Linked DNA regions of Homo sapiens: all the other regions are linked to region 3. The links are chromatin loops, found by intact Hi-C in ENCODE. Cell type or tissue: GM12878. All regions are shown on one strand. Links, peaks and the distances in the headings refer to the core of each region. The heading gives the core; the rest is flanking DNA.

The links. Peaks named below come from ENCODE experiments on the same cell type or tissue, not always from the same donor. Only the 100,000 strongest peaks of a DNase experiment are listed, where the experiment ranks them.
Region 1: a loop joins it to region 3, with 2.7 times the contacts of the local background. A loop is called at or near these places in 2 of 110 quality-filtered maps.
Region 2: a loop joins it to region 3, with 3 times the contacts of the local background. A loop is called at or near these places in 3 of 110 quality-filtered maps.

The regions. Positions count from the first base shown.
Region 1 is chr4:80,357,136-80,368,057 of GRCh38, forward strand. It overlaps CFAP299 (cilia and flagella associated protein 299), which reads left to right. Exons shown (of 6, transcript NM_152770.3): 2 at 5,619-5,749. Among named protein-coding and RNA genes, the nearest start is that of CFAP299, 27 kb to the left of the region's middle. In GM12878, for the core only: CTCF peaks have their summits at 5,644 (motif pointing right) and 8,979 (motif pointing right); DNase peaks (open chromatin) are centred at 5,692 and 9,026.
Region 2 is chr4:80,605,467-80,616,388 of GRCh38, forward strand. The region is part of intron 3 of CFAP299 (cilia and flagella associated protein 299); the gene reads left to right. Among named protein-coding and RNA genes, the nearest start is that of CFAP299, 280 kb to the left of the region's middle. In GM12878, for the core only: no CTCF peak of the experiment used is centred there; DNase peaks (open chromatin) are centred at 5,565 and 6,075.
Region 3 is chr4:80,870,730-80,881,651 of GRCh38, forward strand. All of the region lies in intron 4 of CFAP299 (cilia and flagella associated protein 299), which reads left to right. Among named protein-coding and RNA genes, the nearest start is that of BMP3, 150 kb to the right of the region's middle. In GM12878, for the core only: no CTCF peak of the experiment used is centred there; DNase peaks (open chromatin) are centred at 5,102 and 6,272; H3K27ac peaks cover 2,114 bases.

The DNA of each region.
Region 1 (10,922 bases), core at 1,428-9,427, 510 kb before region 3:
ATGTTTATTGATTTACATATGTTGAACCAACCTTGCGTCCCAAGGATGAAGCCAACTTGATTGTGGTGGATAAGCTTTTGATGTGCTGCTGGATTCGGTTTGTCAGTATTTTATTGAGGATTTTTGCATGAATGTTCATCAGTGATATTTGCCTGAAGTTTTCTTTTAATGTGGTATCTCTGCCAGGTTTTGGTATCAGAATGATGCTGGCCTTGTGGGATGAGTTAGGGAGAACTCTCCCCTCTTCAATTTTTTGGAATAGTTTCAGCATGAATGGTACCAGCTCTTCTTTGTACATCTGGTAGAATTCAGCTGTGAATTAATCTGATCCTGGGCTTTTTTGGTTGGTAGGCTATTTATTACTGACTCAATTTCAGAACTCATTATTGGTCTGTTCAAGGATTCAAGTTCTTCCTGGTTCAGTCTGGGGAGTGTTTATTTGTCCATTAATTTACCCATTTCATCTAGATTTTCTAGTTTATGTGCATAGAGGTGTTCATAATATTCTCTGATGTTTGTTTATATTTATCTGGGGTTGGTGGTTTTATCCCCCTGTTGTTTCTGATTGTGTTTATTTGAACCTTCTCTCTTTTCTTCTTCATTAGTCTAGCTAGTGGCCTATTTTATCAATTTTTTCAAGAAACCCAGCTTCTGTATTTGTTGATCTTTTGAATTTTTTTTGTGTGTCTCAATCTCCTTCAATTCAGTTCTAATTTTGGTTATTTCTTGTCTTCTGCTAGCTTGCTTTGGGATTTGTTTTCTCTTGATCCTCTTGTTCTTTTAATTGTAATATTAGGTTGTTAACTTTAAATTTTTCCAACTTTTTGATATGGGCATTTAGTGCTATAAATTTCCCTCTTGACACTGTCTTAGTTGTGTCCCAGAGATTCTAGCATATTGTACCTTTGTTCTCTTTAGTTTTAAAGAGCTTCTTGATGTCTGCCTTAATTTCATTATTTACTGAAAAGTCATTCAGGAGCAGATTATTCAGTTTTCCTGTAATTTATGGTTTTGATTGAATTTTTTAGTTTTGATTTCTAGTTTGATTGTGCTTTGGTCCAAGATATTGTTTGTTATAATTTCAGTTATTTTGCATTTGCTGAGGAGTGTTTTACTTCTCATTATGTGGTCGATTTCAGAATATGTGACAGGTGGCAGTGAGAAGAACATACGTTCTGTTATTTTGGGGTAGAGAGTAGATATTTATCAGTTCCACTTGATTTAATGCTGAGTTTGGGTCCTGAATATCTTTGATAATTTTCTGTCTCGATGATCTGTTTAATATTGTCATAGGGTGTTAAAATCTCCCACTATTATTGTGTGGGAGTCTAAGTCTCTTTGAAGGTCTCTAAGAACTTGCTTTGTGAATCTGGGTGCGCCTGTCTTGTGTGCACATATATTTCGGATAGTTAAATCTTGTTGAACTCTTTCCCATTACTTAATGCCCTTCTTTGTCTTTTTTTAATCTTTGTTGGTTTAGAGTCTGTTTTGTCAGAAACTATGATTGCAACCCCTGCTTTTTTCTATTTTCCATTTGCTGGTAGATTTTTCTCCATTCCTTTATTTTGAGCCTATGTGTGTAATTGCTTGTGAGATTGATCTCTTGAAGACAGCAATGAGTTTTTGTTCTTTATCTGGCTTGCCACTCTATGTCTTCTAATCGGACCTTTTAGCCCATTTACATTCAGAGTTAGTATTGATATGTGTGGATTTGATCCTGTCACCACAGTTTTAGCTAGTTATTTTGCAGACTTGTTTATGTTGTTGCTTCATAGTGTCACTAGTCTGTGTACTTCAGTGTGTTTTTGTAGTGGCTGGTAATGGTCTTTCCTTTCCATATTTATTGCTTCCTTTAGGAGCTTTTATAAATCAGGTCTGGTTGTAACAAATTCCGTCAGCATCTGCTTGTCTGAAAAGGATCTTATTTCTCCTTTGTTTATGAAGCTTGGTTTGGCCAAATATGAAATTCTGGTTTGGATTTTCTTTTCTTTAAGAATGTTGAATATTGGCCCCCAATCTTTTCTGGCTTGTAGAGTTTCTGCTGAAAGGTCTGCTGTTAGTCTGATAGATTTACCTTTATAGGTGATCTGACGCTTCTCTCTAGCTGCCCTTAACAGTTTTTCTTTCATTTTAATCTTGGAGAATCTGATGATTATGTATCTTGGAGATGATCTTCTTGTGAAGTACCTTACTGGGGTTCTCTGCATTTTCTGAATTTTAAAATTGTCCCCTCTATCTAGATTGGAGAATTTCTTTGATGATATCCTGAAATACATTTTCCAAGTTGCTTCCATTCTCCCCATCTCTTTCAGGGACACCAATGAGTCCATAGATTCCATCTCTTTACCCAATCCTAGATTTCTCAGAGGTTTTGTTAATTCCTTTCCATTCTTTTCTCTCTATTCTTGTCTGACTGTCTTATTTCAGAAAGCCAGTTTTCAAGCTCTGAGATTCTTCCCTGCACTTGGTCTATTCTGCTATTAATACTTGTGATTACATAATGAAATTCTCATATTGTGTGTTTCAGCTCAATCAGGTTAGTTACATTCTTTTCTCTACTGTCTACTTTGTCTGTCAGCACCTGCATTGTTTTATCATGATTTTTAGCTTCTGTGCATTGGGTTTCAATATACTTCTGTAACTTCAATTATCTTTGTTCCTATCCGTATTCTGAATTCTATTTCTGTCATTTCCGCCATCTCAGTCCTGTTCACAACCCTTGCTGGAGAAGTGATGTGGTCATTAAGAGGAAAGAAGGCACTCTGGCTTTTTAAGTTTTCATCATTCTTGTGCTGATTCTTTCACACCCTTGTGGGCTTATGTACTTTCAATTTTTGAGGTTTCTGACCTTGGAATGGGTTTTATTTTTCTTTTATCCTATTTGATGACTTTGAGGGTTTGGCTATGGTATAAAGTGGATCCAGCTGACTGGCTTCATTTCTGGGAGATTTTAGGGGGCCAGTGCTTAACTGCCAACTCCTGGACTGTGTGCTCTAAGTCTGGGGGACTTGTATTGGCCCCTGACTTTATTCTCTTGCTCCTTGAGGTTTGGAATCCACTGAACTGGGGGAGGAGGGTGAGGTTTGGCAACCACAGCAGAGTGGTAGCAGGTGCTGAGGTGCCTGCCTCTCTGCAGGCACTCACCACAGTGACAGAGGCAATGCAGCTGGAGGGGGAGTGAGCCCCTCCTGAAGACTGTGCTGGAGGCGGTATTGGCTTGAGGAAGGTATGCTGGTGGGTACACGTCTAGGTGCCTTCTCTCTGCTCTGCAAGCAGGAGTCATGATACTACTTTTGTTTAAAGAAATCCAACACACCCACACACGTCAGGAGCAAGGATTGACAGCCTATACCCCAAGATGTCAGTGATTATCTCTGAGTGATAAGATCATAGTGATATATGATGTGGATGATATGTTTGTCGTATATCTTTAGGTTTTCCACAACAATAATGTATTACTATTGTAAGTAGAAATAGATAAAATGAACTTAGTAACACTCATTTAGTTGATAGGTAAGTGGCCAGCCACTAGCCTTCTGATTGTTATAGGTTTCAAGTTTCTGAATCCTAGGGCAGATAATGTAAAAAGGATATGGAATTTTTAAAAAACAAACTTTCCAGTGGACCTGTAGATTTTATTTTCCAATTCAAGTCCATCTACCTTATATTTGGTGGAAAATTCTTCTGGATTCTGTTTGAGACCTGCCAAGCCTTAGAGTTTGTCACTGAGACTTTGTCTTTCTTTGTGGCCCTTACATACATTATTTTGGGGGTTGGGAAAAAGTTGTGTTCGAATATGCAAGTCAAGATTCCATTTTAAGCCAAATCCCCCAAGCAAGGCTCAGATTCCTCAGATAACCTTGGGCATTGTACTTCCTTTGGGCTAGTAGCTTTGCTCTTAACTAGGATATTTCAAGACATGCAAGAAATACGTTGTCATAATGGACAGATGACTCATGATTCCATCAGTTTAGGGTATGATAATGGTAAGTGAGGCAATCAATATCGACTTTCAGTTTATTTTCTCAATAGATCATGCCATTTCTTGCAAAATAGTTTAGCATTGGTGAGTCCAGAATTATCCAAATGATTTTGTGTAACCCAGGTAAAGCACACAGGGATACAAAATTCACTCAGTATTCAAAATAAATATAGCAAATTGTAAGTAATCTTTATTATGCAAAATTCTATGTTTGACCACAAGGAATTTATATTCCTACAGAAGAGTCCCACAACCTCACTGAGCTGAAGTCCTTTCTACAAATTCACTTTCAGTAATGTATTTAAGAAAATTCTTACTCAAATGATCTCACTTTTGTAAATTAATCCCCAAATCTGCATTGGTATTTCTATTAAAGATTAATTCCACTAGGTGGAGATATTTGCTCAGTTTTGTGGTTCACACTAAAGGATACTGGAATAGAGAAATCTATTAAACAAGGGAGTGTCTCAGAAACAAGAATAATAGCCTTGGGCCTTCCAAGACCTGTTGCTTTGCATTGTAATCATTTGGCAAATGTATACACATTGCTTTGTGGAGTTTAGTATTTGTTTTTAATGATTATAAAAGTGGCAGGTTTCTAGGCTTACAGTATATAATTTTTTATTTTGTTTGAATACTTACAACTTTAACCACTATGGTTTGAATAGACTGTTAACTAGACATCTTAAGTTTTCTCCTTTAACTGTTAGACAGTTCTTGCATTCAACAGCGATATAGTAATTAAGTCTTCATAATAATAAAATAGATTCTGTTTTCACTATGTTTTAGATATTTTATTTTTAATTAAAATGATAATGGCCACTATTAATATATAAATACTGTTGTTGAATACTTTAATCTTTATACTAATAACTTTATGAAAAATGGTACCTTGTCAAATCATGGGGAAACAATTTTTTTAAGTATACCATGCAACTGACAAAGATGTATGCGATAATTCTTAAAGTAAGAAAAGTGTAAGGCCTAAAATACTGGGAAGTTTTTTTTTTTTTCAATTTGAAATTTTTTTGTGGTGATCTGGGTTTCTACTTTTCTGTTTTTATTGGTACCAACATTATATGGAAACAATCTTCATAGTTAAGTAAGAAATTCATCTGCTCCTCTTTATTTTGTATTTGAAGTTATAATATTCTGTGCCATCGGTTAATTGACTTCAAGGAAGTAAGGCTCTAAAACAATGAGCTCTCTCAAAGCAGCTTGGTTCTTTTTTTTTTTTGCCATTGGTTTTTAAAATGTCTTTTGTGTATGAGTACCATTGTCTCTATTTTTATTGTTTTAAAGATACTCTATTAATTACCTACAGCTGTTCTCATAAATTGATTAAAAACACAACAGACTTTTGTCCTCTAATCCCTTAGAGAAAAATTAGCAATTGACATTTTTTTTTCATCTTAAATATATGGGAAAGGGAAGACCAAATCAGATGTGTATAAATGTATTATTAGAAAAATTCTAGTTTTTTTATATCTAATAGATCATGTCTAGTTTTTAAATACATTTAATTTTTCATTTAAAGCAATTGCTTGGTATACATTGCAGATGTAAGATATAAGTAAGTAAGTAAAAATAGTATGTCTCATTTGCCCACTCACCTAACAACTGATTTTCTCTCTAGGATGAAACCCTGGCCCGCCAGTTGGTGGAGCTAGGCTACCGAGGGACTGGAGAGAGAGTGAAAAGGGAAGATTTTGAAGCAAGGAAAGCGGCTATAGAGATTGCAAGACTGGCTGAAAGAGCTCAGCAAAAGTAAGTGTCCATGTTCCAAATCCAGATTTTATGTTATATTCTAGACCTCTGGAGTAATTCAATTTCGTTTGCATTGTTTAATTTAGAAGCACTGGGTGGAGCAGGTAAAACTTGGAATATCCTAAGCATTTGTTCTGCAGATGAGGAACTGAAGCAACTGTAATATGCTTGCACTAAAGCCACATGCAACTTCAAGCTACTAATTTGAAATATACATACCAAAATATGGTCATCATACCAATAAAGTCTTGTTAAAAAGTAACTTGATATTATTGGTTTTATACATTTATATACTAAAAATATGAATGACTTTTGCCTTAGAATTCTTTGTACTTTGAGGTCTGTAAATCTTTAGTATCATTTATGTTCTCACATTTTTCTAAGCATTAATTCATTCAACTTTTTAATCACTAACTTTTGTTTATATGCCTAATTTATATATGTTAGTATATAATATGTGGTTATATTAAACATAAATGTAATGAAATATGTTAAAACATATGATGAAAGAGATATATTCCTAAAGTGAACTGCATCAAACTTGTAAGGCAATTTTATAAAGACCTAACTAGTTGACAAATTAATAACCTATTTCATTTTTAAAAGTGGATCATTAAAGTATAAATGTTGGGGAGGATAATTACTTAGAAATCAGTATACTATCATTGGATAACATCTTTAAAATTACCCAGTAATTATGAGCATAAACTTCCCATGTACACATTATAAACAATAACATTTGGTAGTGGAATGTGCTTTGGTCTTGGGAATATGCAATTAGAAGTGGCCATTCTAATGGTAATTGTGTTTCAGAACCATAGTATACTGAAGTTTAACATACTGATATTTGGGAATATATTAGTTTTCTATTGCTGCCATAACACGTTATTACAAATTTGATGACTTAAAATAACACATTTCTGGCCAGGCGTGGTGGCTCACGCCTGTAATCCCAGTACTTTGGGAGGCAGAGGCGGGCAGATCAAGAGGTCAGGAGATCAAGACCATCCTGGCTAACACAGCAAAACCCTGTCTCTACTAAAAATACAAAAAATTAGCTGGCGTGGTGGTGGGAGCCTGTAGTCCCAGTTACTCAGGAGGCTGAGGCAGGAGAATGACGTGAACCCGGGAGGCGGAGCTTGCAGTGAGCCAAGATCGCGCCACTGCACTCCAGCCTGGGCAACAGAGCGAGACTCCGTCTCAAAACACACACACACACACACACACACACACATTTCTTTGTTCATTGTTCTGTCCATACAGTGTGGCTCGGCCAAGCCCTCTGTATAGTATATCACAAGGTTGAAATCCTGGTGTAGGCTGGATGGCATTCTTGTCTTGAGGTTCTGAGGATGCAACTGCCTCCATGTTCAGTTTGGTTGGCCAAATTCAATTCCTTATGATTATACGGCTGAGTTCTCCAGTTCCTTGGTTGTCATTTGGGGGCTGGTCTTTGCTCCTAGAAGCTGTTCATGTTTCTTTTTAAGCTTTCCCACTCCCTCCAGCAACAGTGGGTCAAGACCCTTTTACCCTTCAGATTTCTCCAACTTCCTCTTCAGAAGGTTCTTTCCTGACTCTGGTCCAAGAAATATCTCTCCTTTTAAGGACTTATGTGATTACACTGTGCCCATCTAATGATCCAGGATAATCTCCCTGTTTTAAAGTCAATAATATTTATTATATCATCAGCAAAGGCCCTTTGTTTGTTATTTCTTCAACTTTTATTTTAAGTTCAGGGGTATGTGTGCAGGATGTGCAGGTTTGTTATAGGTAAACATGTGCCATGGTGGTTTGTTGCACAGGTCATCCCATCACCTAGGTATTAAGCCCAGCATCTATTAGCTATTCTTCCTGATGCTCTTGCTTCAACCAAGCCCCACTTTGACAGGCTCACTGTGTGTCATTCCCCTCCATGTGTCCTGTCTATGTGTTCTCATCATTCAGCTCCCGCTTGGAGGTGAGAACATGCAGTGTTTGGTTTTCTGCTCCTGTGTAAGTTTGCTGAGGAAAACGGCTTCCAGCTCCATCCATGTTCCTGCAAAGGACATCATCTCATTCTTTTTATGGCTGCATAGTATTCCATGGTATATATGTACCATATTTTCTTTTTTCAGTCTATCATTGATGAGCATTTGGGTTGATTCATGTCTTTGTTATTGTGAACAGTGCTGCAATGAACATGTACATGCATGTATCTTTATAATAGAATGATTTATATTCCTTTGGGTATATACTCAGTGTTGGAATTACTGGGTCAAATGCTATTTCTGTCTCTAGGTCTTTGAAGAATTGGCAAACAATGGTTGAATAATTTACACTCCCACCAACAGTGTAAAAGTGTTCCTTTTTCTCCACAACCTTGCCAACATCTGTTGTTTTTTGACTTTTTAATAATCACCATTCTGACTGGCATGAGATGGTATCTCATTGTGGTTTTGATTTGCCTTTCTCTAATGATCAGTGACGTTGAGCTTTTTCTTATATGTTTGTTGGCCGCATGTATGTCTTCTTTTGAAAAGTGTCTGTTCATGAAGCAAAGGACCTTTTGGTATGTAATGCAACATATTCACAGTTCTTAAGATTAGAGAATGGATATCCTTAATCCCATTAATGTGAGAAAGGGGCATTCTGCTTATCACAGGTAATTTATATAAAATCTCAGGAATTTACCGAACATAGTTATTCACTATCAACTTCTATTCTTGGAAAATTGAAATGAGGCTAGTTTTCTGTGTACAATGTAATGTTTGAAATGTGTCTTATGTAAAACATCAGGGAGAGTCTTTTCTTTTTGTGAGAATCAGTCAATGTCTATCAGTCAGAAGCAGAAGTGGAAATATTTTTGTGAGATTTTACAAGGAATTCCTGTAAATTCACATGCAATTTTATGAGTGATATAAGCTATTTCATATCAAGACGAGTTATTCATGTTTAAAGTCTAAGTTCTATTGACATCACATGTCCATTTTGTGTTTGAGGATCAAAGTAGGTATTTCCTCTATGCAATAGTCTCTTTAACTGGTCAGAGCTGGAAGTCATCAGGCTACTTATGAGCCAGTTTTGGGAGACTAATCCCCATTCAGAGCTGCTAGAATTTGAAGGCCCTTTCATCTGCAGATCTTCTCTGGTTGCCTTTGTAATGGGATGGGTACCATATGTTGCCTTTTGCCCCATGTGGTAGTCCATTCCCTTCCAGGTTCATTTAGTGTTGTTGACAGCAGGGCCAGCAGATGGTGTCCTAGAGCCAAATATGTCCTGTGCCTATATTTGTTGGAGGATCACTTTGAAAATATGCATGAACATCTGACTGCCAGCCAGCTGGCAACTTGGAAACACTTGGTTCCACTATCAGATCATCTTACATTAACTTCTTTAATATGCAGGTGAGCAACTCCAAGTAGGTCACAATTCTTTGGTCTAGCAATCATAGAGCACCTATTTCGAGAAGTGCTGGTATCTAGGAGTATGTTAATTACTCACAATAGCTTCACAGGGGAAAAAGTCTGGAGAGATGAAAGTTAAAGATATCAGGAAGGTATATTTTGATTAGGGATGTTCAAGAAGAAGGCAAAAATGCTAAAAAAATATTTTGGGCTTCTATTCAGTCTTTCACAAATTAGACAACCATAGTGCATTAGGCTCTGTGCTGTAGGCTCTGGGAATACAATAGAAAACAAGACTTAGTTCTCACCCTCAAGAAGCTTGAAGACTAGAGAAATGAAAGGCATTACATTGTTGGTGGGAATGGAAAATGGAAAACAGTTTGGCAGGTCTTCAAAAAATTCAACGTAGAGTTACTATATGACCCAGCAATTCTACCAAACACATATTCAAGGGAATTGAAAAACCTAAGTCCACTTAAAAACTCATATACAAATGTCAGTAGCAGTATTATTCATAGTAGTTAAAAGGTAGAAATTGTCCAACCCATCAACTGATGAATGGATAAAAAATTTGGTACCTAAGTGTAATAAAATACTATTCAGTCATCAAAAGGTATAAAGTAGTGTTACATGCAACAACATGAAAAACCTTAACACATTAGGGTAAGCAAAGGAGGCTAGAAAAAAAAGACTACTTACTGCATGATACCATTTATATAAAATGTCCAGTATCAGTAAATCTATAGAGACAAGTAGATTCATGGTTTCCAAGGACTGGATGGAAGGGAGATTGGACAATGACTGCTAATGAATATGAGGTTTCTTCTTGGTGTGATAATATGTGTAAATAGACATTGGTGATAATTGCATAACTTTGTAAATATACTAAAATCTATTGACTTGTGCACCTTAAAAGTGTGAATTTATAGTATGTGATTTAAATTTCAGTTCAAAAAGACAATTGCAATGGAAGATGATAAATGCAATCGTAAGTACTGTGGCAACATTTTGAAGTAATACAAAGTCAAGATTTGTGAGGGGACGTGAAGAATAAGAAAAGTTCTTCTTAATGTTTGACCACTAAATTGATTCTTAAAGGCTCAATTAGAGTTAATCAGGCAAAGAGTGGTGTGAGTGAACACATCCATTTTGCCTCAATCTTATGATAAACTCCCCTTATTCACAAATTATTTTCTTTACTTCTTTGTCTTAATTTGTACCTGTTCCTTCACTAAGGCCCTTTTTTCTCCAAAAACTATACCAACTAGAGGCACCCATTTCAACATTTACTGGGTTGGTATCCAAGGTGATGATGTGGGGCAGGGTCGGGGGGATAGAGTCGATTCTTCATTCTCCTAGCTTTCTCGTCCTTTGCTTCAAAATCATCTCTGCTCCACTATTATATAAACATCTCTGATTTCTTCTCCACTGAGATTCATTCCACTGGTTATAGTAGCCATAAGACAGAAGCTGTAGAGGTTGGAAGAAGGGATGGGAGTAATTTAGCTGATACCCATTTGTCAGGACAGGGAATTCTCTCCCCCAGGGACTGGCCATGGTTTTCTTGCATAAGTGCCAGATAATTTCTATTTATAGTGAGAAGTTCAGCTGATTGCCATGTGGTGGAGAGATGGAACTTCAATATTCGTGACACACATTGACTATTGTGTTCCTAGAGCCTAGTCAGTAGTTACAACTGAGTCATCCCTCAGGCTGGATACTTGCCTGGATGAGCTTGTAAGATCATCAGTTTTTCACTTTGGGTCACCTTATCTTATTGGGAAATGAAT
Region 2 (10,922 bases), core at 1,665-9,664, 270 kb before region 3:
ATAGCCAAGAGGAAATGGCATTACAAAATGCTCTTACTGACTTTACTACATCACCTTTTAAATAAAAGAAATAGAAGCAAATGTCAGGAATGTGTTTTCAAGAATGAGATTTTGCTTGTGGTATTTCATTCTGGCTCTAAATAACCTGCAAATAAAATGAAAAGAAGGCATGCACTTGTTTTTATAAGAATAAAATATTTGTATGTCTCCTATTTAATAACATTGTCATGGTAGCTTTTGTTCTTTATTTTTCTTTAAATTTTCCTATTGGGAAATAATTTCAAACTATAGGAAAGATACAAGAATAATACAAAGAATACCTGTATATGCTTTAGTCAGATTTACCTAGTATTGCCTATTATTTTTATTAACACTTAAGTTTTTTTTTTAACAGTCTGAGTTTTTTAACAAAAGTTAGTCATTCTGCATTGTTTTCTATTGGTTTAGAGGCAGCATATCTGTCTCCTACAGCTTTTGGGGTAGGACAGCTTCTGCCTGACCATGAAAGTCCTCTTAGGGCAATAGGGACCAGCTTGCCTTTCTTTTGCATTCCTATGAGAGGCCACATCACTTGCTGTCTGAAGAGTCAATGAAGCTCTTAACTATTGTAGCTGATGAATACATTTTTAAAATTAATAAAGGTGTGGGCAAACAAGTCAGTGGTGGTATGTATTGTAAAAGTGAAAACCTCATTCTCCAATCATATGTCCCTTTCTCCAAGAGTCTCTTATAAGTCTTTTCAGAAATACTCTGAGTATAGTATGTACAAAGGTATATAGCCATAGCTAGGCTGGGCGTGGTGGCTCACGCTTGTAATCCCAGTGCTTTGGGAGGCCAAGGCGGGTGGATCACAAGGTCAGGAGTTCGAAACCAGCCTAGCCAACATGGTGAAACCCCGTCTCTACTAAAAATATAAAAAATTAGCTGGGATGGTGGCAGGCGCCTGTAATCCCAGCTACTCGGGGGGCTGAGGCAGGAGAATCGCTTGAACCTGGGAAGCAGAGGTTGCAGTGTGCCAAGACCCTGCCATTGCACTCCAGCCTGGGCAACAGAGCGAGAATCTGTTTTTTTAAAAAAAAGATATGTAGCCATAGCTACAGTAATAGGTATATAGATACAAAGAGATGTACATTTGTTTCTTAAAGATATAAACACATAACTCCTTTTCCATATTAGAAATAATGGTATTAGACTCTACACGTGCTCTTCCATGGCTTGCTCTTTTCATATAACAACATACCTGAATTAGTTTGTGATATAAGTTCATACAAATGTGCTTCAGTCTTTTTAAAGGTTGAATAATATTTCATTGTATGGGTATGCCATAATTTTTAAATCTACACTCTAAATTATATGCTTTTTAAAAAAAAATTTCACGGATAAAAAAACTAAGATTTTTATTTTTCTTTTGTGAGTGATTTCCTGTAAGATAAATTTCCAGCAGGCTACTTTTGCATTTAAATTGGGATAATAACTTTGATATAATCATCATTTGACTTTTCTTGTCTTTGATGCATTCAGTAATGTTTGCAGAAGGAAGGAAGGGAGAGAGGAAGGAAGAAGAAAAGAAAGTCAGGTAGGCTAGTTTTTAGGGAACAGTGGTTCCTTACATGAGTGAAAGAGGACAGGGACCTTCTAGTCAAGATTATGATCAAATTTTCTTACCAATTTTCTATTGTGAACATTTTATGTCTTTCAGAGGGCAGCTGGAGTATTACTTTCTCAGGAAGAGTATAGCAAATAGAATATTAAATAATATTTTTATTGTATGGTCCTGTGATACCCTAAACTTCTTCATCGCACCTGAAATTTTTCTCGGTATCTATCTCCTTAGATAGACAAGAAACAATAAGTACTATAGAGTCTTGTTGGTTCATGTATTCTCTACTTCATAAGGATATCGAGATGCTCTGCCTTTCTTAAAAGCAAAAAGTAGAGGGTGGAGAAACAGAGAAAGTGGAAGAGACATCAGTGAGACAGAGAGAGACCATGAGAGAGAGAAAGTAAGAAAAAGAACAAGGAATGGAGAAGGGAGGAAATGAGGGAGGCAAGAAGGTGATGACGCCAGGGGTTAGAGCTGTAAACATTAGAGAATTAGGGAAAAAATGAATTGTAAGACAGAAAAAAAAGAGAAAACACCAAGATATAAGAATTCAACATTTTCCTACTTCAGAAACCAGAGAAACATTGTGTTATTTTCCATAAAGTCAAAGAAGTCGACAGTGATCGCTCAGCTTCTGGCTGCAGACTGAAAGCTATGTGTGTTGGAAGGGCATGATTCAGAATAAAAAGGATTGTTTCGAGGGCTTGTATTATAATTTAAGTTGTGCAAGGAGAACTGGGAAATGTGTCACTGCAAAGGTGAAATACTTGCTTTCCATTTCTTAATGCTGTGGGAATAGAAATGTAATTATGGTCATGAATCTTTCATAGTGGGGCCAACTTGGAAATTACATTGAACTGGGAGCCTATGTATTGTAACAATGTGAAGGTTACATGAAGTAGTTTTGCCTAATTTTATTTTAGATTAGAATGTAGTGTAGTGGAGACATTTAGAAAGCATTTCGTAGCCAAAGTTTCTTTTTCAATTTTACTACTTTACAATTTTATATACAAATATATGTGTGTGTATATATACACACATACTTATCTGTACAGTTATAATATATGGGGATATTCATGTTAGAGATATGAGCTATCTAATTTTTTTTTACCATTCACAAGTGTTGTCGAGACTAAGTAATTAGGAAATAGATAACTGATTCCAACAGTACCAGAGGGTGGGGTTCAAGCTATACTTTAGATAGGAGATTTGTTAACATGTGGAATACACCTCAGTTGGATTTCCCCTTTTAATTTGTTTAAGCTAAATCAACAGGAGACTGATGCTGCTCATATCTTGAAGAAGCAACTGGCAGTAAGTACTGCTTATGGAAAAGTTTCCTTTACAAGTTAGAAAAACATTTTGGCTTCATCCTACATATATACTCCACTCCAAGGGCTATTGCTACTGTTTTCCGAATTACTCACCAGCTTGATGAATGACAGTCACAAGTAGTGCTTTTATTGCAATGTACAGATGTTGATATTTTCCAGAATTTTTTTAGGGTAAATGGCTCTCATTTTGAAAAAAAGCGCATTGTAGATTTAATGAAGGAACTTAGGTTTTCACTTAAAAAATCCATACAACTCTTATATTTTAAAATCTTATTTTTTAAAGAAAGTTTGTTTAAAGAACCTGTTGTCTTTGGCATTGATAGAAAGCAGATGTTACCAATGGGATGAAGCCAGGAGGTTTAATGAGTAATAATAGAGTTAGAAACAGAATAATCATGTTAAGGGTCAGAAATGGGTTAGAATTCTTGTGTAAAACTGGGTAAAGCTTACACGATGCATGTGTGTGTGTGTGTGTGTGTGTGTGTGTATGTGCACAGAGAAAGAGGGGATGATTAAAAGGAGAAGAATAAAGAAAATGTTAGATGAAAACATTTCATGATAAAATACAATTCTAAAAATAACTTGAGATTGCCTACATTTAACTTTATTTTATTGGGTATTTTATATTCACATAGTGTTTGAGACTGTTAAGTCAAGGTTATAACTCAATATAAAGGAATGTATGGATGAATTTTTTGGAAAAGTTTCCAAGGGCTTTAGTATACATATATTTGCTACTTGAGTACTTTCCTGTGTTCAGAAATGTAAAATGCTTTAAAAAAATAAGTATATGTTGGGTTAAATAATGTGACTTTGTAAACAGGAATATTGCCTTGTGTGTAATTACACTAGCAAAACTTCCAGTTAAGTCAAAATAATATTCCCAGTTATTAGGAGCTTCTTTCTGTGATATTATTTAGTTATGCTAAAGAATCTTGATAACTATGTCATGCTGTTCCTACAAATATTTCCAAGGTAGGAAACTATGCAGTGAGAGAAGGAAGCTATTTGGTAGAAGAAGGATATATTTTTTGAAATGTTTCAAGGTTGGTTTATAGGGTTTATTTATTAAAGTGTAAAGGTTATTTAGATATGTCTCTTTATGTTGGATTTTTATCAACAGAATATTTATTTAATATCATATAATTTTAAGTAGTCCAGAGTAATCAACGTTAATGTTATTTTTTATTTCTTGTTTATATTTATAAAAGGCCAAAGTAATAATGGAACATATGATTTTTTTCATGGCACAATTAATGTGTACCACTTTTCCTATTTTTTGTTTATTTAACATTTGTGGAATTTCTTAAAATTGCTATTTTATGTGTAACTGTTTTGGTAGTTCTCTAGTAATACATAGTTTGTCTATATTTGCATGTTTATATGCTATATTCTATAAGTTTTTGTGCTCATATTCCTGTGCCTACTAATGAATTTTGTCCAGGAAAATAATAATTGTGTTTGAATAGTCTATAAATGACCCTCAAAATGATAGAGTGAAAAGAAGCTAAAAATTCTAGACTATGTTTGAACCAACCAAATGCACTTTAATAGGCCTATCCTTATCCAGATTATATCTGGGCATAATTTTACCCACAGGATGTTTTTAAAGACTTTTAAAAAGGCTGAATAATGCTTATTAGTGTCTATAGATTTGCAGAGAATTTGCTTACTTATTTTATTTTTATGCTTTATAAGGTAGTTCTAAGTAATTTATTAATTGAAGAGATTCTGGTTCCTCCTTGTGTCTCTTCTTTCTGATCACTTTAATAATCCTTTTAATTTGATAAATGCTCTAAAAAAAATGACACTAGTGAAGTGTGGACAGAAATGAGAGTCTGCTCTCTGTTCTTAGAAGACAGCACACTGATTTCCCTGGAGTGAATATTGCTGAACCCAGCAGCACTTCCAGTGTCCCCCAACCCCTAACCTGGACTTAGTACTGAAGTGGTAAAAATATTCACATTTAAGAAAGCAAGAGCAAAATCTAACAAAACGGTATGCAAATTTAGTACCTACAGAGAAATAGCCACTTCTCATTTTTGTCTCCCATTCTATCTTCTGTCTTTCCTAGGTCACTGTCACATTCTTTCTCAGGTTATAGTAATTCATACTTTATCTTCTCTATTTTACAACCTTAATTTTCTGAAATTCAGTTTCTTAGCTCAGCACCTTAAAAATAATAGTACAGAATGTATATTAGTTTAGTTAGTGCCATTTAAAGAACTTTTTAAAAAAAGTTTTCATCAAAATGGACCTAAAGCTAAAAAGTCCTTTGGGACATTATTTCTGATACCATAAAATCTACAAAGTTCCTTTCTAGATGCAAACCCATCGATTCTATTCAATGATAATAATAAAGGCTCTTTTATACCCAGATGGCTATCTCAAATCTTGTTATCAGCCCTCCAACTTAGTTGTAGGAGGGTTTCATCAGTCATGGTTATATTGCTCTGGGTGGCTGATAACCATTGTGCTATTATTAGTTGGGTGATGAGCTGGTCACCCTGTAAGTTTCTTTAAGTTGTTCTATCAGCCCTCCAAAAGTAAGTGCAAATAAACGGGTTCCAAACCCCTTTAGAGCACACTGTAAATCTTTGTAACTTCATGGCCAAATGGTAAACCGCAGGACCACATGACTCAATTCCCTTGAGACAGTCATGTTATTCCTGTCAGACTTTTCTTCCCTCATTCATCAGCTGGAAGCTTTCATCTCCTTTTAAAGTCATGGCCTTTCAAGTAGGGGTGAAATTACACCTGTCAGTAATAAATGTTCTCAGTGCTCTCCATCATTCTGTCTTTTCACAAAAGATATTAAAAGGAAGCATAGCTTATTCCACATTTTAACACCATGTTTTTTTCTTTCTCCACTTTTAGATACCTTCCTGTTATGTAATTGTTGAGCAAAGTTTTAAAATATTCACTAAATCAGGGGACATGTGGGAATGCTGGGCAAATTAGCTTCCATGTGAACTATACATTATATTCAATAACTACATTAAACTTATTTGACAGAATGATTTAACTGTATACACAATCTACAACGGCAATCTAAATGTGCCCTTTAGCACACTTGTTCTGTTTATTTTTTCTAAGTTACACTCTGATAACTTTGTGGTTGCCCATAATACCATACAGCAGGTGCACCTGTGTAGCCACCATTTTATTTACATAGAGAACAAAGTTAATGTTTTATCAAATCCAGACCACACCTGCATTGGGACACTTGTAGGAAGCAGGGTTCAAATCAAAATTGCAATTTGCTTTTAGCCTGATATTTGAACTCCACTGAGCAAACTCTTTTGAGTTCTCTTGGACGTTTTGAGGATTCGGCTCTTAACTCCCTGTTAACTGAAGGATGAAATGGGAGCTGGAAGACTGAATATGTTACCTGAAAACCCTGTCACTCACTATTGTAGGTCTTGACTCAAGAATAACTGAATTGTGTCATTACAGCCTACACCATACACTGTCCCAAGCAGAGAATTCTTCAAGTACAAGTGTATTTGGCTTGATATACCTGATTATGAGGGCAAATATTTTTGTAAATTTTCTAATGCTGAACCAGATTAATGAATAAATGCTGTGTGAAATTCACAAATCGTCGATGATGGTCATGCTCTAAAGCTTTGTTGTTTTGTTTTATTTTATCCCTTATAGGGACAGTATGTGCCATTTTTTTTTTGTAGATTAGTGATACTGCAAAGAATCCATACAAACACATAACCTCCCACAATTATTAGCAAACCATCGTGTTTTATTTTTTCCAGAACACAAAGGAAGTATATAATTTCTCTATTTTTATACCCCATTTCTTACATTCTGTCTTTTCTTATCTCCTTCCTCTTCAGGAGAAAAATAAAATAGTAAACTGAAAAACAGACCCTAAAACTCAGTGAGAGGGATAGATTGCCTCAATTTGTCACTAAACTAAAAAAAATTATCTCAAAGCACAATGCTGATTTAATTTCTCTGGAAATGATTACACATTTATCATTAGAGTTTTTTTCTATCAAATGGGTTCTGACATATTATTAGAGTTTGAGACAAAATCTGTAGTATCTATTTCAAGCCTAATCAACTATTAACATCATTTGCAGAAACATCCCATCCATATATAGGGCTGAAAATGAATTACTATTATTTAACATTATGTTTTGTGAAATCTCTGTAACTGTATAAAATGATTTGAGAAGGTGAATTGTCCCTATTTGTTTACCCAAACTATCCTTTTATTAAATAATTTTCTGTGGTTTAATTTAAACTATTTCAATAATACTCACACCTTAAATAGAGATTGAACTTAACACCCTCAACTCTGAATTAAGTACATAGTTTGAAATTAATTAAGTAGCTCAGAATGCCTTTGAACTCTGAATTAGGTACATAGTTTTAAATTAATTAAGTAGTTCAAACCCTAATATTGTGGCCTTGGGCACTCACTTTCATTTAGCACGTGGTTCTTAACAAGTTTGATTGTCTGTTTTAGTCACCTTCTAAAGATAAAAAACATTAAGCTGAAAGAACCAAGTATAGCAGTGAGAATTGCAAGACTAACAGCCTAGGACAGAAAGGAAAAGTAATGATGAAGTGCTGGACATGTTATGAGGCTCTTTCATATGCATTTACACATTTGATTCCCCATAATCCTACATGAGATATGCAACTTATTTCACAAATAAGTAAGCAAGGCATGGGGAGCTATGCAATTTCCCCAAGGCTAGTAAGTGGCAGATTTGAGATATTAACTCAAGATATTTTATCTTAACTCAGTGGTAAATGTCATAAGTCACCTATACCAGTTTAAATATTTTCTAGTATATTTGGTTTGTGCAGGAAGTAGAAAATTCATTTTAGAAAGAGTCCATAGAAATGCTAAAATATACAGAGCTTTGACACCTGAAGTTTTTGGTGTCACATCTTTTGTGGAACCTCTCATTTTCTAAGGATAATTAATACATTATTTTACTGAATGATTTAACTCTAAAACTGATGTAGTACGTATGTTAATTCAAATAGATTTAAATCATTCAACTCAATTTATTATAAACAAAAATTACTTTATTTCTTTCATTATCTCTTCAGATCTAGGTTACATGCATAATGTCAATTAAGACAAATAGAAACACTTTTTCCTCCCTGAACCTATCTCCTTCACCAAAATTTCAGCTGACTTTTATGTTTTATTGCTATGCATGCATACCACATAGCAGTGTTCTACAAAATGCAGTCCATCTGTCACTTGCATCAGAATCACCTATGTTGATTTTGTAGAAAGCTGACCAGTGAATTAGGTCATCTGGTATTCAGGCTTAGGCTCATTAAAGTTTGAAACCCACTGCCTTTCAGTTTAACATCATTTCCCTGTGCACTTTAAGATGGTCCTGCTCTACAACTGACTGTATTTCACAATTCATTTGTACTTGCAAAGACTAATGCTTGACCAAAACACTGTTAGCTGAGACAAAAATGATGGAGAAAACATACATCTCTCTTCAGTTTATAACTCTGATAACTCTTCGCTATTCCTTATACCTTTGCTACAGAAAGGCAGGCAGGCACATGTTTGATTCATTTTCTCCAGTTTATTTAATGTATTATTATTGTTTTCCAATTAGTATAAAGTTGGGTTTTGTTATTTGGAACTGTAGTTTGTGAGCACCTGCTTTGTCTGTTAAGGACACTTCCAGTTTTGTATTCCCCTTTTCATTTCTGTATACATAACAAGTCACCTATTTTCAAGTGATATTTACTCCAACAGAATGTTGTCAGTTTGCACTGAAATAATGCTATTTTTTTCTATCCTAATGGAAACAGTTTTGATTAAAATTAACGGCTACTTAGAATATTTTAAGTCTTCAAGGAGTGATTCAAAACAAATAGAAAATATGTTCCTGAAAGTGTCCTAAGAGGTGAATTTGTGTGACTAATAATGACCTTGATCCCCATAGCTGTATATTTAATGGAGATGACAAACAGTCCATACTAGTGGTGAGGCACTAACTTTAAACTAAGGCACTTCTATTGAAAAGGAGCTCTTGATCTAATAGGCATCACAAATACTGTCGTTAGAGAAGATGGCTCGGATTTGATTTGCAAGGCGGGAAAGCACCAAGAGCAGGCACTCTGCGGGGGCAGCATGTGCGGCGGGTGTAGTCAGAGGCCTGCCTGCCTCCTAAAAGGTTGGGAGCAAAGTTAATGTAGTTTGGTTGACAGAGAAATTAGAAGACTTGGGACAATGCTTTTTCATTCCTTTCCCTCTTTTGTTTCTTAAGTTGACAGATTAAGTACTAACAATTGCTTGCAATATGGCTCTTTCTGAATGTGGTTACAAGTCTTGAATTTCAATGAATTAATCTCATTTATTAAACATTTTGTAAAAACAATGCTTACACATGTTGTTTAAATGTTGTTTGAAGTTGAAATGTTTTGAAATGGTATCTGAACAGCAGAGAAAAACACAATTTTAATGTCAACATACAAGAGACACCTTTGGTTGCATTTACACCAAAACATTGTAAATTATTATATTTAATTATAGCTCCTGGTTTCCCATTTTTTCACAGATACACTTAAATGTTTATCAGCTAATTATATGTTAAATACCATGTGATATTATGGATTTCCTCAGTGGTAACATGTCTTAAAACTTCATTCATATTTTAATGATGTATTTTATTTGAAAATTTCTATATTTTATTACATTAACTCTTTATGGCCCTCTATGCAGCCACTAACTTTTGACTAATATTGAGAACTACAGCTGCTAATATTTACTAGTCTGAGCAAATTAGTTTAGTAGACTTTAGGAACTCTGATTTGAGCTTAGGGAACTGCAAACAATCAGAGTGCAGAATTTAGAAATCGCCGGCTATCTACTGGTCAAATATTGTTCATTGGCTAGGTAAACAGTGATATGGAAGTTAACTTGTACAAGTGCAAAGTAAATAACAATGTATTTACTTTTTCTAATATTTGTGTCTATGTATAAGAAATGGGTTGTTGGAAGTCATACTTATTTACAAAGTAAAGCTTTAAAAATATTTTAATACTTTATTGTAGTGTATCTACTTTGGATTAGAAAGCTTACATCATCGATTCACTCTAAGGTAGGCTTGCAGGCATCTTTCTTTCTTTTTTTTTTTCAGAAGCAAGGTCTTGCTTTGTCACCCAGGCTGGAGTTCAGTGGCATGATCATAGCTCACTGCAGCCTCAAACTCCTCCTGGGTTCAAGTGATCCTCCTTTACTCAGCCTTCCAAGTAGCTGGGATCCCAGGTGTGAACCACCATGCCCTGCTTAGGCATACATCTTGATACTTTTAGCAAGATAGTTAAGAAGTAATTTATAAATTACTTCTAAATAGGATCCTTCCCTATTTCATTCAGCAACCTCTGCAAGCCCTTTCAGAGAAATTGAGGCACTTCTATTAAAAGTAACCACATTATTGATTGTGGCCCAAGAGTGAAATGGGCTTCTGGCCCTCAATACCTCCTTCAAAGTATTATACCTTGCAGGGGCAGTCACTCTCACCTCCGTTCATTCCTTCAGCTTTTAGGAATAGGTAATTGACCCTACTTTCCTATATTAATACTCAGTTACTAACTCACTCTAAGAAAACAGAACTCTCTCCTCTCAACTGGTCAATATAACCTCAGATGTCTGAGCATTAACTTCACCTAAAAATTTAACAAATATTACATTTAATTGTATCACAGGCTGTTTCCATGTAAGTTTTTGCTTCTGTCTTCCCAACTCAACTGTAAAGTTTCACCTGTGTATCTATGGTGCCTAGGACTGGAAGCAGGCCCATGTGACTCTTCCTTGTGATCCCAGGCCTTCTGTTTGCTCCAAAATATGCAAAATAGATAATTTTTGAAGCTGAACTTATTGGCTGTGTATGCTAATACTTCATATAAAAGACTTCAAAAGAACTATAAAGTTTTGTATATACATATAAACTTTTATATACACGCGTGTACTTTTA
Region 3 (10,922 bases), core at 1,679-9,678:
CTCTTACTTAACTATAGAACCCCAAAATTAAGTAGCAGCATTATGCTTTAACTCTCCACTGCTGTATTCAGATCATTATTTGATGATTATAACAATACCTACCTCCTCTGAGATGCCTGTTATCCTCTATCCACCCTTACTGATATTATCTGAAGACTTCCTTATCCATCACCTTTTTTTGATTTGTTTGTTTTTGAGATGGAGTCTCGCTCTGTCGCCCAGGCTGGAGTGCAATGGTGCAATCTTGGATCACTGCTACTTCCACCTCACGGGTTCAAGCAATTCTCTTGTCTCAGCCTCCCATGCAGCTGGGACTACAGGCACATACCACCACGTCTGGATACTTTTTGTATTTTTAGTAGAGACAGGGTTCCACCATATTGGTCAAGCTGGTCTCAAACTCCTGACCTCAGGTGATCCACCGGCCTCAGCCTCCCAAAGTGCTGGGATTACAGGCGTCAGCCACCGAGCCTGACTCCCATCTCCACTGTAATGGACTTAGCTCTTTCCTGTCCTACCTAGGATAACATTTCATTTAACTTCTCTCTTGCAGTAATGCCCATTGCCCATGTCTTTTTGATTTTTGGTTGTATCTGACCTACTAACATTCCAAAGTCAATCGATCCACACATTTTTTTCACTGCACTTGTAGCTACCCCACTGGGTACTGCTGAAGGAAATTTTAGGAAATTTCACAAAACTGTGGATTGCTGTGCTAATAACTTATGGTTTCCAAACTCAATTGAGTCCTTTATGATTCTTAAAACTTATGTTCAAAATTAAATTCATTTTAATTCCTGAAGCCTGCTATTGCTTCTGTGTCACCTGTCTTGGCAAATGGCATCACCCTTGAAACCAAAGGCAAAATCCAGATGTTATCCTAGACCTCTTGTTTTTCATCACCACCTTTATAACTAATAATTTATTAAAAACACTGAATTCTATTATCTTAGCAGCTTTGTTTTGTTAAAGCAAATTTAAGATATCTCATTTCACCTGCAAACACTTCAGCATGGATCTTTATCTGATACCATTTTTAAAGAAAACATCTTGGCATTATCATACCTAACAAAATACTTTCCTTAATGTCATCTAATACCTAGTTCACATTTCATTTTCACCCTTAATAACATTTAATTGACTGTCTAATTTATTTTTTATAGTTTGTTTGACCAGTCAAAATTCAAGTGATTTTGTGTTTTGTCTTACTATATCTTGACCTCTTGCATGCTTTTTTTTTTTTTTACAACAGTCCCCCTCATTCTTTTTATCTTCTACGCTATTGATTTGTTGGAGAAACCAGGTCCTGATAAACATTGTCCTCAAATGTCTCACATTCTGGATTTTACTGATCCAGTAAAATCGTGCTGTTTATTCTACTATCTATGTTCCTCTATTCCCTATAAACTGATTTGATTAAATGCAGTATAATTTTTTTCTAAGTAAGAAATTTTAATATGTGATGCTCTGTACTGACTATCGCCCCAGTTTTAGATCTCCTGAGCTCGATCAGTAGGTTCAAGTGGTGTCAGTCTAATTACTTCATTACAAGATTTTCCATAAAATTTCACCCAATGGTGTTAGCATCTATTATTGAAAGCTACCTAAATGTTTTTACTAAGGGTTGAATAATGGTGAATCTATAATTATATTATTTATCCTGAATTTTTTAACTTGAATTCTTCTATAGAGAAAAACTTTTCCTTATCACTTATTTGGTTACCTTGAAATAAATTCCTGCAGAAATACAAAATAAATATTTTTTTCATTTATAGAAAATTTGAAGCCAGAAACACAAAAGAGTGTAGAGATTATACCAAATTATTTTTCAGAGTAGTTGTATCATTTTGTATCCATGAGAAATACTGCATAAGTGATCTGGTTATCCCTCATCCTCACCAACACAAGATATTAACAAACTGTTCTTTCCCACTGTAGTGAGTTATAAATGATCTCTCAATGTGGTTTTCATTTTTATTTACTTGATTATTTATTAGATTGGGTATCTTTTATTGGCTGTTCAGATTTTCTTTCTGTGAAGTACCTATTAAGATTTTTCCCTGTTATTTCAAGTGAGCTATTCTTTTTCTTGCAAATTATAAGATTCGTTTTATTTATTTTTGGATATTGATTAATCCTTTGCCTCTTATGTGTATTTCAAAATATCATCTCTCTGTGTGTAGTTCTTCTTCTTTTTTTTTTTTCATTGATTTTGATGGTCAGAAATCAGAAGTTCTGATAGTCATCTTAATGCATTTTAAACTTTACCTCTGCAGTTTGTGCTTTTGTATTTTGTTTAATAAACCCCATCCTTTTTGGAAGTCATAAATATACTGTCTTATAGGATATTATAGTTTTGCTTTTGATTTTATATCTTTAACTGCCCAGTATTAATATAGCATATGGTAGTTAGGCAGTTGTTATTAGGGGAAAAAGTCCCTTAGGTGTATGAAGTTCCATACTTAGTTTGATTCAGAACTAAAGCCAAAATTTAAAATTAAATATTTCATAAAGTCTCTATATCCTTACCTTTTAGCATGGTCTTTTATTCTATGCAGAGACAAACATTTTGTGGCTATGATTAGAATCTGGTCTTGCATTTTTACTGTGGAAAATATAAATGTCAATAGACAGCTGCTACTATTATGAAATGTAGCAGTAGAAAGGGCCCTGACCAAACTGGCAATCTTTTCAATTCAGCTTCCATCTTAACTATGTCTTTAAGATTCAGTACTTTCTTTTTGACACACTTGTGAGTAATTATAAGTGGATAGCAGGTTACAATTTCAAGTTCCTTCACACTTCCCTGTTGATATGGGCATGACAAGCATTATTCTTACCATCAGAGAGAGGAAAAGATAAAGAGTAAACCACTTACTAAAGTTCATAAGTGAAACACTGATGAGACAGGACAAGTTCTTCAGCATTCTAATTCACTGTTCACCTCTAGAACACTATTCCTGGTTTAAGCTTTTATATCCCAAGGACAACTGTACCATGTAGAATCACTTATAAGCTCCGCATATATTTGCATACATTTCCATGTTTATGCATGTGTTGAACAAAGATCTAAGGCTTGCCTATAGAGCTCTACCCATCCCTCAGATAGGATAATCAAGAGGAAATGAAAAACTTTTCTTTGTGTTTCTTTTTAGAGCTTCCATGAAATATTCATACCCTTGACCAGAAAATGACCTTAAATACTAAAGCTTTGAAAGGTATTATTGTCAAATTTCCCTTGAAGTCCCATTGTCTGTTTTATTAAAATGTTTAACGTTCCAAGCCCCTGAAGTTAGAATTATATGCACTTATCCTGTGCTTAAGTGCATTCTTCTGAAAGCATTCTGGTAACATATTGGCTGATTCTCAAGTTTAAAAAGGAAAAAATAAAGCAGTAAATGAACCCAGGGTTTCTACAAATAGTATTAAAATATTGCCTATTTTTAAAGTTATTAATGCTTTTCCAAATTCGAATATGGTGATTGTTCATTAGAATATTAGTTTAGTCTGTTCAGCAGATATTCACTGAATTTGAAAGAGGGGGAAATACTTTGAGCGAAAACCTACTAACTAAAGGAGACTTGCCGCAACTACCTAGCTCCTTGATACGCAAAGTATAGTCCATGAACCCACAGTGAAGCATCTCAGGTTCTCTTCCAACCACTGAGTTAGAATTAGTATATTAACATGATCCTCAATATTTCCATATGCTTATTTGTCTTAGTTTGTGCTGCTATAACAAAATACCACAGACTGTGTAATTTATAAACAATAGAAATTTATTTATCATGGTTTTGGAGGCTGGAAAATCCAAGACCAAGGTGCTGGCAGAATTGCCATTTGGTGAGGCCTCCTTTCTGCTTCCAAGATGGTGCCAGAAAAGGGCTTAAACTAGTTCCCTCCAATTTCTTTATAAGGCACTAATCCATTTCTGAGGCAGAAGTATCATGACTTAATCACTTTCCAAAAGCCCTACCACTTAATACACCAGTTTTAACATAAATTTTGGAGGGGACACATTCAAACCATAGCAATATTAAATTTTGAGAAGCATGCCCTAGACTGGTGCTCTCTAGTAGGGTAGCTACTACCCGCATATGGCCACCGAGTACTTGATGTATGGTTAACCTTGAATTAAGATGTACTGTGAGTGTAAAATGCACACTTGATTCTGAAGACTTCTCATAAAAATATAAAATGTCTTATTAGTAATTATTATTTCATGTTAAAATAATAATGTGATAGATATTTTGAGTTATAAAATACATTATTAAAATAATTTTACCTATTTCTTTTTATTTGTTTTTAATGCGACTACTAGAAAATTCAAAAATACATCTGTGGTTCACATTGCTGGCTCATATCGTATTATATCTCCATTAAGCAACACTCTTCTGGTCTACTTGTCCCCAACCCAGAGGCTCAATCTCACCCCAATCTTTAGAACCAGTACTAATCTTAGATAGGTATGATGTAAAAAGCCAGAAACCAGAGATCAGCAATTAGTCATTGGACCAGATCTGCCTGCAGAATTGTTTATTTGGCCTGCACAATTGTATGTAAAATTGTGTCAATGTTTCAGAAACAAAAAATTTCCCACAAAATATCTTGGACTTGAAATTTTCTTTAAACTTATAAGATCTCTCATCTTGCCGGGCGCGGTGGCTCACGCCTGTAATCCCAGCACTTTGGGAGGCCGAGGCGGGTGGATCACAAGGTCAAGAGTTCGAGACCACCCTGGCCAACATGGTGAAACCCCGTCTCTACTAAAAATACAAAAAAAAATTAGCTGGCCATGGTGGCAGGTGCCTGTAATCCCAGCTACTTGGGAGGCTGAGGCAGGAGAATCGCTTGAACCTGGGAGGCGGAGGTTGCGGTGAGCCAAGATCGCGCCATTGCACTCCAGCCTGGGCAAAAAGAGTGAAACTCTGTCTCAAAAAAAAAAAAAAAAAAGATCTCTCATCTCAACTGTCATCCAGAATTAAACTGCAGCTGCTTCCTCAGATGGGGCATATTTTTACTAGATTAACACAGACTTCACTAACCACATATAGTGATACCACCATCACCCTTGAGTTACTCATGCATAGTACCTGCTAGCTTCTTTTAGGCATTTGAGTTTGTGACTTCTGGTTTAAACTGCTATCTTAGATTCTAGAGGTCATATTTTCTGTTAGCCTAGTCATGATATTCTTTGCTCACCCACTACGTGTGAGTTTATTTCAGCCCTTGGTCTCCCTCAGGTTGTTCCATACCGTGGTTACAAGGTTGAACTGCGTCAGTCTGAGATGATTATGATGATGATTTAAAAACAATGATGATGTTAACTGAGCACTTACTGTGCATAGTACTAATTAATAACTAAAGCACTGTACTAAATAATTTATATATTACATATTATATATAAATATTATATATTACATTTATAAATATTATATTATATATAATATTTCATTTTCTCTTTACAACAACCTTATAGGTTAGGGACCTGATATGGTTTGGCTGTGTCACCACCCAAATCTCATCTTGAATTGTAATCCATATAATCCTCACATGTCACGGGAGGGACCTGATGGAAGGTAATTGAATCATGGGGGCAGTTTTCTCCATACTGTTCTCAGGATAGTGAGTGAGTTCTCACAAGATCTGATGGTTTTATAAGCAACTGGCATTTCCCCTGCTGGCACTCATTCTCTCTCCTGCTTTCCTGGGAAGAGGTGCCTTCTGCCATGATTGTAAGTTTCCTGAGGCCTCCCCAGCCATGTGGAACTGTAAGTTAATTAGACCTCTTTTCTTTATAAACTTCCCAGTCTTGGGTGTTTCCTTATAGCAATATAATAATGGACTAATACAAGACCTTTTTCACATTTTAACACTTAAAAAACCTGTATCATTAAAGTGTTAGCTGGCTTAACCAAAGTTATATACAGACACATACATATGTACAACCAGAAATCCAGGACCAAACAGAGATCACTGCCATTATTTTTTTTAATTCAGTACATTATTCCATTTAAGACTTTGACATGTAAAGATGTCACTTTTGACCTCAAATCCATATCCCAATCCTTCCCAGGTCATATTTTTTTTTGTCAGAAGTGTGTCTCCTGTGACAAGACCTAATTTAGGAATATTTTTCAGAACTTTAAGCAATCCTGCTGTCCACAGTTAAGACTAGGAAATTTTGGCCATCCTGTACCCACCCTTGCCACTTCCTTCTTTCATTGAGCTTGGCAGAAAACACCCCTTTGTACTTAACCAGGCTTTCATTTTCAGTCACTGTGAGTAAGAATTATAGTGTCCCCACAGCTTTGTGTGTGGAAGAGCTCTGAACAGAATTAAAAGTGACCTGTAATTGTGGTTTCAGCCTAAAAGTCTTTAGGGAAACATTGGCCCTGACTTGTTGAACCTCAGTTATGTCCCAGGATACTTTTAGAATCTACTCATATCCTCTGAACTGTGGTTCAAAAAAATTTTGTAATATCTACTTGGAATTCTTTTACAGATAAATTTAATTTTCCAATACTTAACTCATTTTAGCTTCTCTTTATTCCAAGCTAAATATTAAGTACTGTCTCTCATGGAAAATTCAGAAATAGAGCAGAGATCCCAAAAGCCATATACTGTGCATATAACCCATAAACTAGGACTAACAATTCCTACTGAATCCTTACTAGAGTATCTGTCTGTGTCATCTAATGACAGAAATTATTCATGCACAGTTTGGTCCATTGCTTTAAAAGAAAAAGTCAGAATCCCAGAGCAATCACTTGGTAGTTTCTTTAGTTGTCTAGAATGTGTTTCCTTGAAGATTGTGTCTCTGGATAAACCTTAAGTGAATAATTAGAGATCTCACAAAACCTCTAGTTTATTGACACTGACTGTGGTTAAGACAGGATTACTCTACATAAGATTTTTTCCAACTTTTTAAAATTTTTGGTCAAAAATACACAACATAAAATTTCAGTTTAACCGTTTAAAGTGTACAGTTGAGTGACATTAAATACATTCAAATTTTTGTGCAACTTTTTCAACTTTTTATTATTAATTTTTTTTAAGTTTTGGAAAAGTTCAAAGAATAGTACAATGAAGGCTAATATACTCACAACCTAGACAAAACAATTGTTAACATTTTTCCAAACTTGCTTCAATTCTCTTTTGGTATTTTGGTGTGTGTTTATTTGTGTCTATGTTTGTACTATTTGAAAGTAGCTTACAGATTTCACCTTAAAATATTTCATCTTGCGTCTCATGAGTATAAGGACATCCTCCTACATAACATCACCATTATTTTAGATAAAAATTCATAATTATTTTCTACTGTCATCTAATGTTTAGCTCATATTTAAATTTTCTTAAGTATGTCCAAAATGTATTATAGCTACTTGTGTGAATCATCATTCAATGTATAAAAATTACATTGCTTGTGTCTCTTTACTGTCCTTTTCTTTAAAAGAGCACCTCTCTCCATACTTCCCAGCCAAATATTCTTTTCTTTGTGATGACATTGACGTTTTAAAAACACAGGACCCTTGTCTTTTAGATTGTTCCACATTCTGAACTTGTCTGATTGTTTCCTTGTGGTAATATCTGACTCATTTCTCTTATCTGTGTATTTTCTTTATACTGGGAGATAACTCTAAAGGCTTCATTTTGTTCAGTATAAATATTTCTTTTAGACAAGAACTTCTCCATTACATATTGCATCATATCAGGAAGCACCTAATGTCAAGTTGTCTCATTATCAGTGATGCTCAGTTTGACCTGTTGGTTAAAGAAGACTTGCTATATCATTCCTCTAAAAAGATATATTTTCCTTTTTTAACAAAATTTAATACCTAAACTAGTATGAAATAACTTTTGTGTATTTATGTAAGCCTACTTGTTTTTCTGTTTTTTTCTTTAAAATTTACATTTTACAAGAAAGTATATTAGTAGCAAATTAACTTTGCTTTCCACAGTTATTTTCATTTAATTTTCTAAATTAGAAGAAAGGATAGTACTTGTGAAAACAGAATTTAAGTAGAGTTAAAGCTGTAAGTGGAGCTTGCAGGAATTGTACACAACTTTCAATGTAGAAATAAGCTATGCACCAAAATTAAATTGTTTATTGTTTAGAACTCAGAATCATTTTCCTTGAGATATTGTCTTATCAGAGATAGTTTGTCAGGTCATGTCACAAATTTTCAAACCCATTATTTCCATGGAAAACTTAATTTTATTTTATGTGGCAAAAATAAACTTGAGGACATTAAATAAATATTTCTACTGTCCTATAGCTTCCCTATCTCATCTCTTATGATGACTGTATCATTTGGGTTAATAAAAGAAATAAGGATGCACCATGATCATTATTCTTTAGATAACATTTCCATGGGCACCACACAATAAAATCACTAAGGTAAATGATGCTTCAGGGGACACATTTCACCCTCTGGGGCATCAGGAAATATCAGTTCCTATTCTTGGAGTACATGTAACTCAGTATATTTCAGGAAGAATTTGTGCAGTGGTCCAACATTAGCAACTTCAGTAGCCCTATAAGTCTAGTGATAATTGGAAATCTAAAATCTAGAGATGCTTAAGTACAAACCCCACAAATGAAGAGAGAAATAATTAGCTTGCTTATGGACAACAGGGTAGATGTAACAAAAATGGGACTAGATCTTAGGTCTCCTAATCCCTAGTCCAATTTTTTTTTAACATTCCAGCATGCTGTATATTTATCTATTCTTTGATTGCCTGACCATTACACATTAGAAGAATTACATGTTAATTTAGCTGTAGAAGTGACAGTATAATGTTAACTTGTTGGTTACTTGGATCTAAAAATCTCATCTCTGTATTTTCATTTGTTTTTAACACTCGGCATTTTTACTTTCAATCGAAATTTATGTTTAATTTTTATTTATTTTTTACATATTATTTTTAAAGAGTGTGAGTGAAGCAGATAAGCCCTCAAGATGTGTAATTTTAATTAATGAACATACTTTACAATCTGTTAACATGTGTATGCACCACTGTGCCAAAATTTAATGAAATGGGTTAATGGCACTTATTAAAGTTGTTCGGCTTCTCTAGTCATAACACAGAATTCAACCTTTTCCTCCATTTCTTATATTCAAATAAATAAAGTGATAAATGAGTCTAAGCATGAAAAGTCAAGTCAGTCAGAATGCCTACATACCTTCTTATTATTTCCTATAATCTGTCTTTACTATCATTCATGCATTTGGAGGTCTACAAAGTCAGACCTTTGGGATTCTATTGTTTAAATTCCAGGATAAACTGAGTACCAAAGTCCTTTGACTGTGATGCACTGTCAAGAAAGTTCAGAAAATGAACATAAAAAATGAAGAATGGGAAAAAGAAATGAGGAAAGAAAGGAGAAACAGGAGGAGGGAAGCGGGGAGAAAGGGGGGGAGAGAATCTATTCAAACAAGAAAGGAAGGAGGGAAGAGAGGATGGAAATGGCTTGAAGTTCATGAAAACACCTCCAAATTAGGAAGTCTTCTTGAATGCCTTTTGTATAAATACATGAAATGAGTTCATTTAAATAAGAATTATTGCTTTGAGAGAAGGTGGGGGAATGTCAGCAAGACAGAAAAGTAGAAAGCCATAGCTTTTATTTCTCCAGAAAAAAAAAATGTCAATATAACAACAGTATTAGTACCAAAATATTTTGAGGAGAAATTCAGAATGCGGTTAAGAAATATAATCGTCCAGGTGTAGTGGCTCACGCCTGTAATCCCAGCACTTTGGGAGGCCGAGGCGAGCAGATCACAAGGTCAGGAATTTGAGACCAGCCTGGCCAATATGGTGAAATTCCATCTCTACTAAAAAAAAATTAGCCAGATGTGGTGGTGGGTGCCTGTAGTCTCAGCTACTTGGGAGGCTGAGGCAGGAGAATCACTTGAACCCAGGAGGCGGAGGTTGCAGTGCGCCAAGATCACACCACCGTACTCCAGGCTAGGTGACAGAGCGAGACTCCGTCTCAAAAAATAAAATAAAATAAAATAAAATAAAATTAAATTAAATTAAAATTTTAAAAAGATGAAATTTTACTTTATCCATGTGGGTTCTTCCCCAAAACAATCTTAGTTTAACACTGAGAAGCTTGCCTTAGTACATGATTTCTCCTATAGTGGGGAAAGTGAGATTGCAGTGTGTGCCTGGCCACCTAGCCTCCTGCCTTTGCAGGGTGCCCTTCTTGCAGCTGGATTCTTTTTGGCCTCGTACTGAGCACTGAACCACCTGTAGATGCCAGTCCTCTAAACAACTAGAAATAAAGGAAAGAGAAGAGAATTCCCTCACAGCCAGCATTGCTATTCAAGATAAGGAAAAGGCACAGAACTGAGGTTGTATCTCTAGGAGGAAAGGAAGAAAGTGAAGGGAATTCTATTGCAGGCATTTCAGAACCCTCTATGGAGTGAGGTTCTTTCTCATCTCATACTAAATGCTGAAGGACTGGCAGAGCCCAGTTCCAAGGAAAGGGGAGGGCAGCCCCTAACAGCTCTGTGAGATTGGAAATAAGGTGCATAACAGAGGTTCTTCCTCCAGAAAAGACAGAAAGAAGTGAAGGGGCCTTATCTCCTGCAACTCAGAGTGCCCTCCATGGAGCCAGTTTCTATCTTGCATCATAACAAGCACTGAATAACCAGCAGAGCTCAATCCCTGGAAAGGTATGCAACAAAGAAAGGAGACAAACATCGTCTTATAGCTGGCACTGCTCTATAAAATTGGAAAAAGCACAGAACTGAGGCTTTTCCTCCAGGGGGAAGAAAGTTTCCAGTAAGTTTCCAGCCTTACAGTGTGCTCCTTGTTGAGTTGGCCTCTATCTTGCCTCATATTAGGCACTATTGACCAGTGTGTATGCCTCTCTGAGTCTGGACTAGTACATAAAGCTTGGAAGAGGTATCTGC